Linked DNA regions of Homo sapiens: region 2 is linked to region 1. A link is a contact called in ENCODE Hi-C data. All regions are on one chromosome and are shown on one strand. Each heading gives the region's core, a stretch centred on a gene start or an enhancer-like site at or near the end of the contact. The rest is flanking DNA. Distances are from core to core; before and after follow the strand shown. Region 1 holds the start of SAA2 (serum amyloid A2). Region 2 holds the start of SERGEF (secretion regulating guanine nucleotide exchange factor).

Region 1 (2,700 bases), core at 65-2,564:
AACAGCCTTAGTCATACTCCTATGCGATTTATGCTGAGGGACATTTTATACCAATTGCAGGCCTTATTTTGCATCTTCTACTCAAAACAAACAGCTCAGGTGCTCCTGGAAAGGATGATTGTTCTTTCTCTGAGTAACTGACAACAATCCTCGACTCTCTAATCTGTTTAGCAGCTCCCCAGGCACATTGGGCAGCACAACCTAAGGCAGCGGCTCAAATCTTAAGGAAGCCCAAAAATACCCCGTGTGCGTTGTTACTGGATGCCCCGTCCCTTACGGCTCAGGAGATGTGTTTTTGATACACCTTGCAGCGGCTTCTGAAATGTGATCCATCCACTTAACACATCCTGAGAAGCTGCACTACGGGGAAAGGGGATATTCCCAGCAGCTCTGAAAGACTCGAGACAGGCAACCCAGCAAACCCTAGTTCCTGGCAGGCCTCAGCAACGCAGACACTAGCAACTCTGTGGTTCAAAAGCAGCCTTCCGAAAGCATCATTTTCCCCAGTTTATCAGGTCCAGGGCGATGTTTCTCTTCAGAAATCCTGCAAACCTTCTGAAGCCTTACCATCAAAAGCCTCGCCAAGGAACGAAAAGAAGCTTCGGCTGCTGACACTCAGGACCAAGGAGCAGAAAACCAGGCCCGTGAGAAGCTTCATGGTGCTGAAATGAAAGGAGAAGTCAGGCAGTCGCCCACAAGACTGGCACAGCTTCCCTTGGGACTTATATTCCGACGAGAGCCTGGTTATTTCCACTGGATCTTATTAGAGTCTCAGTGGCTCATCTAGGAAACCTTGCAGCAGGACCTCACTCAGAGCCAGAAGCCCTCGGTTCTGAACCCATCAGCCCTGAAGCCTGACTGCATAAGAGGATGCCAATGTGGCACTGATGGAGGAAGGCAGGAGTTACCACCAGACTGTCACTCCCTCAAGTAGCCTATAATTCCCCATAACGCATTTACCGTGTGTTCCCTCTGCCCCGCACAGAACTCAACATGGGATAAACACAAAGCAGGATCATTATTTTTTATTCTTAAAGCCTTTAGCACCTGGTATTCCCAGGTGTTCTCCCATCCAAGTACTACCAGGCCCGACCCTGCTTACCTCTCTAGATCAGAGGAGATAAGACACCTTCAGAATGGTATGGCTGTATGCCCCAGGATAACTATTTTTTTTAAAGGAAATGATAATCTTGTTGGGAAAGAGAAAACAGAGTAAGTTTTAAAAATCACTCCTTGGTGTGCTCCTCACCTGATCTGTGCTGTAGCTGAGCTGCGGGTCCCTGTCTGCCAGGGAGAGGTGGCTGCTATTTATAGTGAGCCTTGCTGGTCTCTTGGGAGGGAAGAAAAGCTGGATGTGGTCCCTGGGGAAAGTCCCTGCAGGTCATTTCCCCTACAAACTGGTCTAAGACAAGTTCCTGGATGCCGGTGGTTTCTTCATCCCGGGTCATTTATCCCAGTTGTGTAACCTATGGGAACAAGAGAGGTTTGCTGTGCCTTGGCAATGGACAGGGTGCTAGATCAGCTCTGCTCCTCAGCATTGGGGGAAGTGCAGCTGCAGAGATGCCAGTGGGAGCCCCGTGATGGCGGCACCTGGGCTGCTGGAAGGTGTGGAGTGAGGGCAGCTCTTCAGCCAGCTCCTGACTATACCGGTCATTTCCTCAGGATGGGCCCTGCTGGGCCACATGGCAGATGACCCTGACTGAAATCCCTGTGAGTTCATGTCTAAAGCTTTAAGCTTTAAAACGGACAGCCTACCCCTGCCACATCTCATGTGTGCCCTGGAAGCCTCCTTCCACCCCTCTGGATGTCCTGATATTTCTCAGCACAGAAAATCTCTGCTCCGCTGGCTTAGCCAATTTGGAAATGCTTTTTCTAAGTTGGCTCCTGAGCCAAGGACAATGTAGAGAGGGGGACTTTCTGCTGCCCCAGCCTAGTCCTGGAGCCCCACCTTGGGAGAATGAGAGTGTGGTGCGTTAAATAGGCAGCCCAGCTGGGGACGTGCCCAGCATCCAGGCAGGGAAGGGTGGGAGAGCTCTTGGTCTGCTGTATTATCACGGAGGGGTGCAGGGGGCATGCAGATCACTCTCTCATGAGAACATCAACAGGGTCAGATTAGCTCTGCAGAGGCTTATGGAGGAGCATGGTGGCCAGAGATGGGTCAGTACCAGAGCCCAGGGGGGCTGAGGCCAGGACATGCAGAGAGGCTGGTGGACATAGCAGCAACTCTGGTTTCTTCTTCTCCAGTCCATGTTCATACCCTGAGGGCTAGGCATTTGTAATAACAAACAAACAAGCAATTTAGAAATGGGCCAGGCATGGTGGCATGTGCCTATAGTCCCAGCTACTTGGGAGGCCAAGGCAGGAGGCCTGCTTGAACCCAGAAATTTGAGGCCAGCCTGGGCAACACAGCAAGATTATCTTAAAAAATTTTTTTTAATCTCTGAGAAATGGGTAGGGCCAGGAAGTAAAGGATGGCCAAATACTCCATAAGCAGCAAATGCGTGGCTCCAATGTGAACAATGATATTATAGACTCTGTTCTGAGACCTATGCATTGACACCTCCACCTCCCCCACTACATCTTGCCACCTTAAAACCACTGAGAGTGGTACCTGCTGGAATGGGTCCACACACACAGTCACACATATTTTAGGCAGGGTAGTTGACATCCCCAGGGAAAAAGAGCTCACAGAGAGAGGCT
Region 2 (2,700 bases), core at 80-2,579, 240 kb before region 1:
ACAATATTTCTGTTTCCTCTGTCCACACAGACGCCAGTCTCCTGCCTGGAAAAAGCCAGAGACAGCACACATTCAATCCCCAACTCCACCCCCAGCTCCCGGGCCACCTCAAAGACGCCCAGCCAGCCAGACTACCGCAGGTCACGCCATGCTCTCCCTCCTGCCAAATTGCAGCCCCACATTCAACAATTGCCGCCTTGTACTGATCATTACTTCTTTAAAAATTGGACAACTAATACTGATTTTAACAGCAATACAGGTTATAATTTTGCTCTCCCCCAACACAAGAGCTGGAAGTCCTTCACTCGTGTATTTCACTCATGTGTATTTCCCCAACACCAGCACATGGGTAGGCACACAGATGCTCGTTCATTCATTCGTCAACGAGTATTTACTGGGGACCTACAATGTGCCAGACACCAAGAGAGGCACCGTGAACAAGACAGGCACAGCACCCACTCTTACCACACTTACTTTCCAGCCAGAGAGACTGACGTTAATAATAAATTATACACATCATTACAATTGTGATACGTGCTATGAAGAAGCACAAGACGCAGCGACTGCTTGTTCCCGTGCATGCTGGTCGGCCACCTGCCACGCTCCTGTGCATGAACCCTCCTCTCTCCCAGACACACATCAAGATGACCCTGTCTCTCCCAATGCTCCCGTCAAACCAACAGCAGCCCAACTCCCCCAACACATGCAAGAACCGGTCACAGCAGAGTGTCAGCAAATAGGCAGGGTCTGTGCCTTGTGCGCGGCCAAACACCGCAGGCCTCACATCTAAAGGATGCTTTCGCCAGGCTGGGACAGGGTCTCCCTCCTCCAGGCATCAGGAGTGTGGGGGGCACAGGTGGCCCCACGGAGCTCTGGGACCGGGCGATCCTCTCCACCGAGCCCTCCGCGCTGTCTTCCAGGCGCTATTCGGGCTGGAGGGCTCTCGCGGAACCAGACGCTCTGCCCCGAGGCAGGTTCTTCCCGCGGCGCCACAGCCCCTCCGGCCCTGACCCCGCCAGCCGGCAGGCCCCTAAGTCGACCGCGAAGACCCTTCCTTCCCCGCCCGCCCGCTCCTCCTCCGCTCCCCCTCCGCTCCCAGCCCAGGATCCTTCAACCCAGAGCCCGGCTCGGACCTCAGCCGCCCAGCCCCTGAACTGCCCACGCCGCGGCCAGCAGCTCCCACATCTCGGCGCCCCTCAGGGCCTGCACCGGCCCGGGGGCGGAGTCACGTACCCAGGCGAAGAGCGCGGCCGCCGCGGGGGCGGCCTCCGAGGCGCTGGGCTCGCGCTCCATGCGAGGACGCTCCGCCGGCGCTTCCGGGAGGGACGGCACGGGGGCGGCGCCTGCCGGGGGTAGGTGAGCGCCGGAGCCGGACCGGGGACGCGTGATGGGTAGGGCGCGGGGCGGGGTCTGTGGTGGGAAGCGGCCCGCAGGCCGGGAGAGAGGGTGCGGCCGGGCCCTCGGGCCACTGGGGATCAGTGGTGGGCGGGGCCGGACGACAGCCCCGGAGCCGCCTCCCAGTCAGCCCGCCCCGGCGGCGCTCGCAGCGTCTCCGCCCGCAGCCTCCTGTCTCGCTGGGCCTCTCAGCCTCTCGCTCCTACCCCCTCGTACTCTTTATTTTTAGTCATAATTTCATGTTTCATGCAGGTGCACTGCGCGCCACAGTTCACAAAGCTCCTTCGCGTTTTTGTCTCCTTGGAGGCCCACGACAGCCCAGAGGGGCTGACAGGGCAGCGATGGCATCACCATTTGCGGGAACAGGAAATGGAGCCTGAGGGGTAGGGCAGGGTCCTGCCCGGCGTCTCAGGCGCAATTGTCTTGAGCCCGCTTTGGTGTGCGTTCGCAAACATCTGAGGGGGCGCCTTGGGAGGCGAGTGGAGTGGCACGTCGCCGGTGTCGCCCTCTGCACCTGGCACGGAGCGGGAACCCGCGCCTCGCGACGCTGAATGGGGGAGGCTGGTTAGCGTCGACTCCTGCCGGGGCAGCCTCGGCGCTCCGGGCACGGCCCTGAGCTCATTCTATTAATAATACTGGATAATCGTCACCCAACGAACATTTCCATATAAAATGGCTTTTCTCAGACAGCGTCGTGTTGCTGATGGGAGTTAATTAAGTTCAATTTATCTGAAGGAAAATATGGCACCGCGTACCGGGAATACAGAACACATAGGGTCACATTAAAGATGATCATCCACATTCACATTCGGTAGCACTTGGCCCCTCTGCTGACACGGGCCTCCAGCACTCACTGCCCTTCACCCCTGGGCTTCTGGGAAGTGTCTCCAATGAGCTCTTACACTGTCCTTTCCTGTTCTTTCACTCCATCCACTTTTAGGAGTTTCTGCCTGTAAGACCACTTGAGGGCAGCCCCTCACCTTTATCTCTCCAACCTGTGGCATCTGGAGAACGTCGATGACCATACCAAGAAAAAAGCAAACTTTGGAGAGATAAAACAGCTCTTCATTCTCTAGGGATCTGAATGTGCAGGAGCTATACCATGCTTACTGACTGTCTTATGAGTGGGCTTTTTTGTGCTGACCATTTCTTTGAAGCATGTGTAACAGGATGTAAAAATGGGATCCTTCACCGCTCAGTTTTGGCTGAGCAACAAGTGCCAGTTACTCCTATATCATAAAGTAAGGTTCAAGACCACCAAAGCAGGTCTTGCAAAGCAACTGTCTAGAAACCAGTGTATGACTT

What was found. Hi-C counts contacts between places; a loop is a spot of excess contacts on that map. Pooled maps may share reads with other maps.
Region 2: a pooled map shows a loop between it and region 1 (16-fold over the local background). The contact joins the promoter of SERGEF here to the promoter of SAA2 in region 1. A Hi-C loop is called at or near these places in 1 of 37 single-sample maps with no recorded cell type and 6 of 50 pooled maps.

The regions. Positions count from the first base shown.
Region 1 is chr11:18,247,354-18,250,053 of GRCh38, forward strand. It overlaps SAA2 (serum amyloid A2), which reads right to left and starts at 1,315. Exons shown (of 4, transcript NM_030754.5): 1 at 1,250-1,315; 2 at 568-662. The coding sequence starts at 658. It overlaps SAA2-SAA4 (SAA2-SAA4 readthrough), which reads right to left and starts at 1,315. Exons shown (of 6, transcript NM_001199744.2): 1 at 1,250-1,315; 2 at 568-662. The coding sequence starts at 658. It also overlaps the pseudogene RNA5SP333.
Region 2 is chr11:18,011,718-18,014,417 of GRCh38, forward strand. SERGEF (secretion regulating guanine nucleotide exchange factor) reads right to left here and starts at 1,330. Exons shown (of 11, transcript NM_012139.4): 1 at 1,234-1,330. The coding sequence starts at 1,293. RefSeq lists enhancers at 1-122, 123-639, 1,998-2,047 and a silencer at 998-1,617.